Regions from separate parts of the Mus musculus genome. Here all the other regions are linked to region 1. The links are chromatin loops, found by intact Hi-C in ENCODE. Cell type or tissue: left cerebral cortex. All regions are shown on one strand. Region 1 holds the start of 3830406C13Rik (RIKEN cDNA 3830406C13 gene). Region 2 has its middle 3.2 kb from the start of Gm24578. Region 3 overlaps Ptprg (protein tyrosine phosphatase, receptor type, G). Region 4 overlaps Ptprg (protein tyrosine phosphatase, receptor type, G).

Region 1 (2,500 bases):
ACATACCAAAATTTAAAGGGAACTTTACAAAACACAAAATGTTCTTTTGTTGTGGAAAAAAAAAATGTGGCTGGGGAAGTGGGAAGTCCCACACTGAGAATGAAATAATACCTCTATTGAGAGAGTAGCATTATAAGATAGGAAGAGCCAAGTATCATAGTCCATGCCTTTACTCCCAGGACCAGAGGCAGAGAGGCAGAGAGGGGGAGAGGCAGAGAGGCAGAGAGGCAGAGAGGCAGAGGTATGTCCTGTGATTTAAAGGACTAGCCAGGTCTACATAGTGAGACCTTGCCCTAGAAGTAAAGAAGTGAAGATACCTAAGTGTGTAGAAAAGAGGCTTTCAAAATAAAGGACACACTGAGTTCAAAGTGTCTAAATTCGGTGCTACATTTAATGTAGGTAACCTAGGAGGAAAAACTCACTTAAATGTGTTCTGTTTACCCTTTACCAGCTGTGCAACTCTTAGTTAAGACTTTATCACTCTTCCATATCTCTATCTATAAGCAAAGAATAAACAGAACTACTCGCTCACAAAGTTATTTCAAGGAATAAAATGAAGCGTAAGGGTACACTTCTGCACATGGGAGGAGTGCTGTGGGCTAAACAACACAAGGCTGTGAACTTGCTGTGTTGATCTGTGTGCGACCTAGAGGCTGCTCTGCAGGCCTCGGATGAACAAACTTAATGACAAGTCTTTGGATAGTCCCCACAACACTCACGCCTTCCCCCCCCCCCCCCCCCACTGGAACATTCCAAAGGAGGAATATGTTACAGGGAGGAAGCCAACTGTACTCCCCGAAGACTTTATAACATATGCAGAGACCACTTTTTAAAAGCTTGAGCTATCACCACATCTTCTTCCAGGTTTCTAAGGCCCCTTTTGGGGAATCTTCCACAGTCTCATCTCCCTGAGGTGCTCGAACCCGCGCCAGAGCCAAGCCAAGCCAAGTAGCTGGGACTCTGACTGACGTCAGGAGCGTAAAGTACGCAAACATGGCTGCCTGACCACGCCCAGGTCTTGCGCAGGCGTCGTCCATGGCGCGTTCCCGGAAGAGCTCAGAGGTGGGCGCAGTGTGGTCACAGCCCGTAGCCCCTGAGGCAAGGGGGGGATGAGGAGGAAGCTAATGAGGGGAGCCAGGTGACCAGAAAGGTTTTCCAGAGTTTTCTGGGACGAAAGGCGGGACTTGGGGTGGCCGTTGGGCGCTTCCTCGCTTCAAAAGGCAGAGTTTTTCTTGAACTGCTCCCGAAGGAGAGGAAGAGAGGCGGCAGGAGTGGCTTTCCAGGGGCGCCTGGACGCTGCCCTGGTCGGCTGCAAACCTCGCCGGGAGGAAGGCGAGGAAGCCGGGCGTGAGGTGGGCCCTGGGCGGAGAAGGAGCCTGCTGAAGGGCCGGGCAGGCCCCTGTGCAGTGTGCGGAGCACCCAGAGCTCGGGCGTCCGGTCGCCATCCGATCCTGAGCGAGCGGCGTTTAATTTCAGAAAGTTTAGGGAAGTCTCCTTCACGGAATGTCAGTGTTGGATGTGTCTCCCTTTGGTGGGGCACCTTTAGCTTGTGTGCTCAGCCTAGCGCGTTCAGAGCACGTCATTAGCCCACCATCTATACTTGTGCAAGTACTTTAGCCAAGGGGAGTGGTGCCTGGTGTAGTGTGCCATAGGAAGTCTCCAAACGCGAGTGCTGACTTGCTAGAACGCGGCGGGCAGACTTAATCGACTTTTTCCTAAGTTACACATGTAAAAATACTTCCCCTGTTTGGAAGGGTCATGGTAGCACTGAGCAGTCTTCCGCTAAAGGCAAGACCATGAGTTCCCAGTTGGTCCTCAGACGTGTTTGCCTTTCTGTCTATGAGTGTGTGTTGAATTTTTAGGTTTTTTTTTTTCTTTCTGTTAAAATGTCCATTAGTCTTAGTGCCGGCTGTTTGTTTGTTGAAATTCTGTTTAAGATTAGAGCTTGGGTGGAGGTAGCAGATATGAAGCGTCTTGAGTTTACCTGATCCATGGTGTTTTGAGTGAATTTGACAAATGCAAAAAAAAAAAAAAAAATTAATAAAAATGTGCTTGAGTGCATTCTTTCACATTACACATAAAATTGTCAGTTTTCTCTTTTGAGAGAATTAATGTATTGTTTCAGTACTAAAACCAAATCGCACAGTTGAACACATGGGTAAAGATAACTAAATGTTTTTATTATTTAGCAGAAAACTTATAGCCCAGCTTTGATTAAAGATGGCTTCCTTGTTTACTCAAGAAATTCACCTTTCTAAAAGACATGAAGAAATGTAAGTTTTTGAAAAAGATACTTCAAATACAGAGTGTATGTTACCTTTATTAGTGAAACATGCACAGGAAGACAAAAATGTGAAAGTATCATTTTCTGACAGGACATTTTATTGTAGATAACTTCATTGTCTCTTAAGAATGAGAGTAAACGACACAATTATGTTCTAAACATCCACATAGCTATTTATTTTTATATATTAATATCAAAATGTTCCCTTCCTTCACC
Region 2 (2,500 bases), 53 kb after region 1:
TCCTTGAAGATGGGGTGAAGAAGTATGGTGTGCCCAAGGCCCTGTGTTTGATCTTCAGAAATAGATTAGTTAATAAACAAACAAGAGACTAAAGAAGCTACATGTCTAGGGAGGAATCAACTCAAGAATTCCAGTGGTTTTTCTCATAAAATGTTGGGCTTTTCCTACTGGAATTAGTTCTGGTAGTAGGGTCTTTAGAATGATTGTGCACACCTGCCAGTTGCTGTTCTGAAGACCCAGTTCTGTGTTTAATCATTCCCTCCTTACCACACGCCTGGGAGACAGGTATTCTTACCATGTCCATTTAAAGTTGTGTGTCAAATGTGTGTGTGCACACACTCACACGCACTTGGGTATGTTGGGGAGGTCAGAGGACAACTTGCAGGGTTCAGTTCTCTCTCCCCACAGGCACCATGCTGGGGCCAGCATCGTTGGCAGCCCCCAACATGCCCATTTTGCAGATACAGAAACAGATAAAAGTCCTTATCAGCTTGTGCAGCTAAGGCAGGATCTGAACTCAGCTTACTTCCATGTCAGTTCCATAGCTCCTAACACTATAGGGTAATTTCTCCTTACAAGTGGCTCATCTTCCCCTAGAAAATCAACCATTCAGGAGCCACAGTAAAAAGTAAAACTCCTTGAAGACAAAAAGCTCCAAATAAGACCTCGGATTAAAAAAAAAAAAATCAGACAGGAAGGATTCAAGGACCAATCGCTGGTCACATCTGCAGCTCAGAGAAAGAGAACACTGTTTACCAGAAAGCTGGTCTGCCTGCAGCAACGAAACTCAGGGCTCTTCCTCTCCTCCAGCACCTCTCTAGGTTCGGTAACACCTCTGTGCTTTGAGAACCAGGAGTCGTCTTTAATCTTAGATGTCTGTTTTTATTTTGAATTGCTGTATTTCTTTTTCCTTCCTTACTTCTAGACACCAATGTATTTCTCTCTGTGAAGCATGAGCAAAGCCCGAGGTGCAAGCCAAGCCCTCAGAAATGTGATAGCTGTTACCAAGGATCTGAGGAAAAGTAACAAACCTAGACTCAAAATCAAAACGCTCGACTCTACTGTCTGGGGTGGCACCCATCCTAATCAGAAATGGGAATCACAGGCTTTGTTCCGGGGTGCTTGGCTGCTGAGCCACTCTGAAACCCCCTTCTCACCTGTGGATTCTGTGCTGGCTTGGCTGAGCACTGTGTTAAAGAACCTTCAAACATTCTTGCTCTAAGGAGTGCCTGGATGTTTACAGTTAGTGAACACATGTATCCTGTCTTATTCAGATATATAATCTTGACCTACTTTGTTCAAACAAGGACATATTAAAATACAACAATTTCTTAGGCCTGATAAACAGGGATGAGATTTTAAATACGCCATGCCCTATTCCACCAAGCCAAGTGTGAACAAAGTCTTGCCTTTCTTGCCACTTCTTCCCCAACGCAGAATTGGGTTGAGAAATTTGAATGGCTACTGAAAGAAAGGCTAGTAGACCACCTTAGTATATGTTGGTAACATATGGTACCCCCCAGAGGCCAAGTGAGGTATTAAAGAGAAAGGGTAAATGTCAGGAACTAATTATCAAATTAAAAGAACTTTGGGAGGTTCCCCTCAAATGTTGGCCTGATGCGTTTCTTTCTCTCTTAGAACATCTCCAGGCTGTAGGATGGGCAGCAGGAGTTTCAGCTCAGCACCTGCAAAGGTCTGAGATGGGGAGGCTGTCCTCTGTGGAGAGCCTGCTTTTCATCTACTTTTCTAACTCTTGGCCTGTTGGGTTCTTCACACTGTCTGTCCACTGTCCAGCAAGGGGCCTGGCCATGGCTCCCTTTTCTTGAGCTACTTTCATCCAGTTTTGAGCAGCCCCGTTTCAGATTGGCCTTTTTATGTTTGATATAAAGAATAGTTGTTGGCCAATTTCATCTTTTCATCGCTGTTCTCTAGGCCTGAATCCAAGTAGTTTGTCAGCTGCTCATTAACTCCCCCTTTGGCTCTTTCTAGTGTGTCTCCTAAGCTCATTGTGCCAAGAACTAACGCTTTCTTTTACACGATTCTCTTTCTCTGCTCCATCAGGGAGACAAATTACTTTCCAAAAGGGATCGCCAGGGATGGTTTAATGAGAATTTCTTTGGGGCTAGGCATGGAACGCAATGTAGTTAACATTCGGTGGACTTAATTGGACTTTTCTTTTCTGCCTCTTTTTAAAAAAAATCTGAAGCTATCCTGTTAATCTCTCATTTGTAATCAATTGTGTTGACTAAACAAAAGTCTAGGTCGTCTTTTCTTCCTGTCCCAGACAATCCTTTGTTGCCTGTAAATGCCGAGTTCTTGAGTGATGCTGGTTCTGTGGATGGCCCGATTGTTGACAGTTCATTACTACGCTTTTGTCCAGTTAATCTTTCTCGCTGTGTTTTGCATGTGCATGCCTTAATGAGCTCCGCTGGCAATTAACATGTTTCTGGGAGCAAACTGGTTGCTCAGACGTTTGAGAGGGACGTGCAGGGAAAAGGGC
Region 3 (2,500 bases), 50 kb before region 1:
AGGCTCTGCCAGATCCTGACCAATACTATGTAGATGCTCAAAGCCAGCCATCAGCCTGAGCACAGGGACCCCAATGGAGGAGTTAGGGAAAGAACTGAAGGAACTGAAGGGGCCTTACTTGGCATCAGTGGGAGGAGAGGCTCTTGGTCCTGTGAAGAAGAATGCCCCTGTGTAGAGGAATGCTAGGGAGGTGAGGTAGAAGTGGGTTCGGGGTGAGGGTGGGGGTTAGGGGAGCACCCTCATAGAAACAAGGTAAGAGGGGATGGGATAGTGGGTTTGCAGAGGGGAAACCAGGAAAGGGGATAACATTTGAAATGTAAATAAATAAAATATCCAAGTAAAAAAAGAGTGTGGAGCCAGTCACTTCACCTGAATATGCCTCTTTGATATCAAATGAAGACAACAGCAGGATAGGTTCATTGGGAAGGGTTAACTCCTTGTATGTGGTTATCTAGAAGAGATCACAGCACACAAGAGTGTTGCCAAGAAGTGAGGAAGAGAGACAGCTCTCCGAGGGCCTGGGCCCCAAATCTCTCTGTGAACAGCATTGAAACAATCACAGTCATAGTGAGACTGTGGAGCACGGACAATTGTCCATGTCTGTTTAATTAAACAGAGAAGGCTGGCACCAGAATTGCAGTGTACAGGCTAGTCCTGAATATTCTAAACATCAGGAGTAAAATACGGTCTAACAAAATCTAGTGTATAAAGTTGCATATTATGAGAAAATACGCTTTATCCTAGCAATCATACTAACCATTACCAAAATGTATGAATGAATTCAAGACATTTTCAAAGGAATATTTTTTAAATCAACATAATGATAAAAATCAGTAGAAAACCTCCATAATAAATAATAGAATAAATTAGCATCGATTCATACCCCCACCAATGCCTTCAGCAAGCAAAACAAAGAAAATAAGCCACTATCCTTAACCTGATACTGTTTACAAGAAGCCCATGGCACATGGTTTTATTTGTATTCAGATCTTTAATAGCTTGACCATAAAAAGTATTCCTGCTTCCAGTGATGGTACATTAATCAGTTCAGGGTCTAACTGAGATAGCAAACACAAAAATAAGAATAAAACATAAAGAGGCAGTGCTCACATCATATGCCTGCCACACAGAGAACCTTCAAAGATGTAGCCCACTGCCCAGAGAACCTACAAATTAATAGAGTTTCTTCAAGAGTTGTGCCTTGTGCCTGTATACAAGTTTACCAAGTCAACATCAACTGAAGGCAAACAGACAGTGCCACTAGAAGAGGCCATTTGGAGGAGAAGCAGAGACTCTATGAACTTAGGAATTAACCAAAAATACAGTGTGTGAAGATCTAAACAACAACAACAAAAAACAAATGCTGAAACCCAGCCTACCTGAATAAAGGGAGAAAAGGCATGGTTTTGTGAAGAAGAAACTTCAAAGCTGGAAAGACGTGCCTTCCCTTGAACTTATCTGTATATTTATACAGGGTTGTAAACATCCTAACATCATCTTCTGTTCCTTGATAGTCTGGTTCCAAAATCCTTATAAAATAGGATAGGATGGAGCAGAAGTTTATAAGTGTTCTGAGAAGAATATGAAATGAAAACGTGCAGTGCGTGGGCTTTGGGCTATAGCAGCAGAATGTGTTTATAATCTGTTCTTGGAACATGACAAACACAGATTAGAAGGTATAAAAGAAAATCTTTATAAAAACACTGGACTGCTGAAGCCGGGCGGTGGTGGCACACGCCTTTAATCCCAGCACTCGGGAGGCAGAGGCAGGTGGATTTCTGAGTTCGAGGCCAGCCTGGTCTACAGAGTGAGTTCCAGGACAGCCAGGACTACACAGAGAAACCCTGTCTCAAAAAAACAAACAAAAACAAAAAAACAAAAAACAAAAAAAAAAAAAACAAACAAACAAACAACCAAAAAACACTGGGCTGCAGACAGCATTCTCAAGATCAATCTCTTCCCCCACAATCAAGGGTAACCTTGCTTTACATCTAAACTGCACTGTATTCCAGAGAAACAAAAATGATCATAAACAATGTTTATAAAAACTGGAGAAGGGGAAAACACTTGAAACATGTACTAGGAACACTATAACATCATTCATAAAACCATTTGAAAGCAACAAACCTAACAGATGTTACCCAAAGTTTATTAGTGAAAGAAGTTTAGAAGAGTAAATACAGATGGTCAAAAAATATATTAAGAACTTTCTTCACACTCAAGGAAATCACCCGTCAGCTTCACAAAGGCGTTTACGTTTTAAAGTGAGAAGTCTGACCAGGTAGCAATCAGTTTGAAGGAGGGCTATCTTTGAAACTTAAAATGTAATAACTATACAGCTTAAACTGTCTATGACTGACATCAAGGCCTGCTGAAACCAGCATTACCATAAACAGAGGTGCTGCTACACTGGGATGCTTCTCTGTTATGATGTCACTGGCAATAGGAATTCCCAGCTGCATTGTAATCTTACAGGAACATCATAAGTGTAGCCTGTGGT
Region 4 (2,500 bases), 130 kb before region 1:
GCCAGGGCTACACAGAGAAACCCTGTCCTGAAGAAAAAAAAAAAAAGGAAGGAAGGAAGGAAGGAGAGAGAGAGAGAGAGAGAGAGAGAGAGAGAGAGAGAGAGAGAGAGAGAGAGAGAGAAAGAAAGAAAAAGGAAGGAAGGAAGAAAGAAAGAAAGAAAGAAAGAAAGAAAGAAAGAAAGAAAAGAAAGAAAGAAAATAGTAAATTGTTGTAAGTTAAAGATACATGTTAGAGTCATTGAAAGGATGAGAAATAGTGAACAAAGGGGCAATAGAGAAAAAACACTGGAGTGATATAATCCCATTTAAATAAAAATATATGAAACCCAGAAACCCAACAGTACTTGAAAATGCTTCCTGGGCTGGAGAAATGGCTCAGAGGTTTAAGAGCACTGGTTGCTCTTCCAGAGGTCCTGAGTTCAATTCCCAGCAACCACATGGTGGCTCACAACCGTCTGTAATGAGATCTGGTGCCCTCTTCTGCCCTACGGGCATACCTGCAGGCAAAATTATGTATACATAATAAATAAATCATTTTTAAAAAGAAAGAAAATGCACCTTAATGTAGTTGCTCAGGTGTTAGATGTAATCGAATCCTGGGCATCTCACTGTTGTTGAAGTTCTATCTCAATGAAACAAAACCTTAATAATTACAGAGTTTAGGTGAATTGCTTGGCAGAAACAGTTGGCTAGATCCCAGTCATCTGAATATGTCTGTATGACTTGGAGGGGGAATGGTTGGAAAGAGTACAAAGAAATAATATTTGTAACATGAAAATTATGTGTAGTTTAGATTTGTGTGTCCATTGGAAGGTTTTATTGGGAGCACATCTGAGCATTGTGTGTTGTTTACATCATAACTTCTTTGTTTCTCAGCTAATACTACCCGGATCTTCCAAGGGACCAGGATTGTGAAAACAGGAGTGGTAAGTGGAGAACGCTGGCTGCTCTGTTACAAGTGGTAATTTGGATGCAGTCAAAGCTGTGACCACAAGGTGTCAGCATAATGTTGTTGAACTGCACACATACAGCCCTTCAGAGATAAGCATGCATTTTGCTGTATAATTTACTGTGCCATGGAGGAATATTGGTGGCTTCTGATGTATAATTTTGTCAAAATAAAAATATTTCAGATATGTAATTATGAATGACCGCCAGAATCAAGTGATACAGGAGTTCATCCACTCAGAGCCCTTCACTCACCTTATGGTGCAATGAAGAGGTTGTCGCCCACATCTACTCATAAGAAATGACCAGCGCTGGGATAATTGTAGCCTGAAACTCACTAAGTACATCCCAGTTTTCAGACACAAGTTATTCTGTTTGCATCTTCAAAGACCTTAGGGTGAAGGTGAAGAAACTGAGTTAAACAGATGGGCCCATCATCACACAGTGAGGCAAGGAGTCAACTCAACATTCAGTTGAAGGGCTTTTCTGTGTTTGGCGCTTAGTCTTATGTGAGAGTTGATTTTTGGTACTCATGGCTATCCTTAAACTGTAAGGTTTCCATGTGAAGTTGAATGAAGTTCCAAAATGTGTCTTGCTCTGATTAACTGTTTATACTAGTATAAGTAGTGAGGTATAGTTTGGGGTTTTCTGTGCCTGCTTGTAAGGGCTGAACTTGTGCTGTTATCCCCGAACACATCCTGGTTTGGGTAGAAGATGCCGTATATGAGTATGCCCCTGTTCAGCATAAGGAAAGGATGAGCTGAGGTTTGTCCACGTGCAGCCCTGCCACCGAGGCTTCACAGTCATGCACTTTGAATAAGCTCCCTATCCCCTACACACCTCAGTTTCCCTACCCAGAGAATGGGTAGCATGGTGAGCCCCAGCACAGGGGTGGCACATCCTAAGAGGAGTGCCTGTTGTCACCCTGAGTGTTGCAGGCGCAGAGGCAGAGTCTGTACTGTGGAGAAATGCAGACACTCCAAAGGCTCTATAGCTGGGCTGCATGCAACCAGAAGCTGCAGAGACAGGAACTACGTCTTCAATCCCATGTCCAGAGTATGCCTGCCGCTTCTGCCACTGCCATTGCTGACCTGGGCTGGCTACCCTCCCTCTGGCTTTGTTGACTTCCTTGCTGTATGACAGTGGCCTTGACTCTGTCTGCTGATTTTCCACATCTCAGAGCTAGGCAGTCACCTGCAAAACAGCACACATTGACTCCTGCCTCTCACCACCCCCTCCCCATGATGGGTTGACCTGGACATTTTATGACTTACTCGTAATGCTTCTGTTTCCCCATCTAGGCCAGCCCTGAGCCACATCAGAGAACACCTGAGTTCGATACACTAGTTAAGGTTTCAATTCAAAGTAATTTTAAAGCCACTGAAGTAAGACTTGGTCACCCTGGGCCAGCACTGGTCAGCTTTCACACTGTAGCTTATGAAAACTCATAACAGAGGAGACTACAATCTGGGTGTTTGCAGAACAGGGCCTCGAGTTGATTCTTGGTTACTGATACACTCTACATTTTTTCTTCATCTCCTTTTCTCCACAC

What was found. A loop is a pair of places that touch in the nucleus more often than their neighbours do. Peaks named below come from ENCODE experiments on the same cell type or tissue, not always from the same donor. Only the 100,000 strongest peaks of a DNase experiment are listed, where the experiment ranks them.
Region 2: a loop joins it to region 1, with 12 times the contacts of the local background. A loop is called at or near these places in 4 of 42 quality-filtered maps.
Region 3: it touches region 1 in a loop (2.1-fold over the local background); 6 of 42 quality-filtered maps call a loop at or near these places.
Region 4: it touches region 1 in a loop (4-fold over the local background); 10 of 42 quality-filtered maps call a loop at or near these places.

Annotation. Positions count from the first base shown.
Region 1 is chr14:12,283,196-12,285,695 of GRCm38, forward strand. It overlaps 3830406C13Rik (RIKEN cDNA 3830406C13 gene), which reads left to right and starts at 1,008. Exons shown (of 5, transcript NM_178141.3): 1 at 1,008-1,062; 2 at 2,190-2,273. The coding sequence starts at 2,221. In left cerebral cortex, no CTCF peak of the experiment used is centred here; DNase peaks (open chromatin) are centred at 1,019 and 1,593; H3K4me3 peaks cover 1,220 bases; H3K27ac peaks cover 996 bases.
Region 2 is chr14:12,335,844-12,338,343 of GRCm38, forward strand. No RefSeq gene overlaps it. Among named protein-coding and RNA genes, the nearest start is that of Gm24578, 3.2 kb to the left of the region's middle. In left cerebral cortex, a CTCF peak has its summit at 1,519 (motif pointing left); DNase peaks (open chromatin) are centred at 928, 1,993 and 2,360; H3K27ac peaks cover 316 bases.
Region 3 is chr14:12,233,611-12,236,110 of GRCm38, forward strand. All of the region lies in intron 28 of Ptprg (protein tyrosine phosphatase, receptor type, G), which reads left to right. Among named protein-coding and RNA genes, the nearest start is that of 3830406C13Rik, 49 kb to the right of the region's middle. In left cerebral cortex, no CTCF peak of the experiment used is centred here; no DNase peak of the experiment used is centred here.
Region 4 is chr14:12,151,140-12,153,639 of GRCm38, forward strand. Ptprg (protein tyrosine phosphatase, receptor type, G) reads left to right here. Exons shown (of 30, transcript NM_008981.3): 11 at 877-926. Among named protein-coding and RNA genes, the nearest start is that of 3830406C13Rik, 130 kb to the right of the region's middle. In left cerebral cortex, a CTCF peak has its summit at 999 (motif pointing right); a DNase peak (open chromatin) is centred at 989.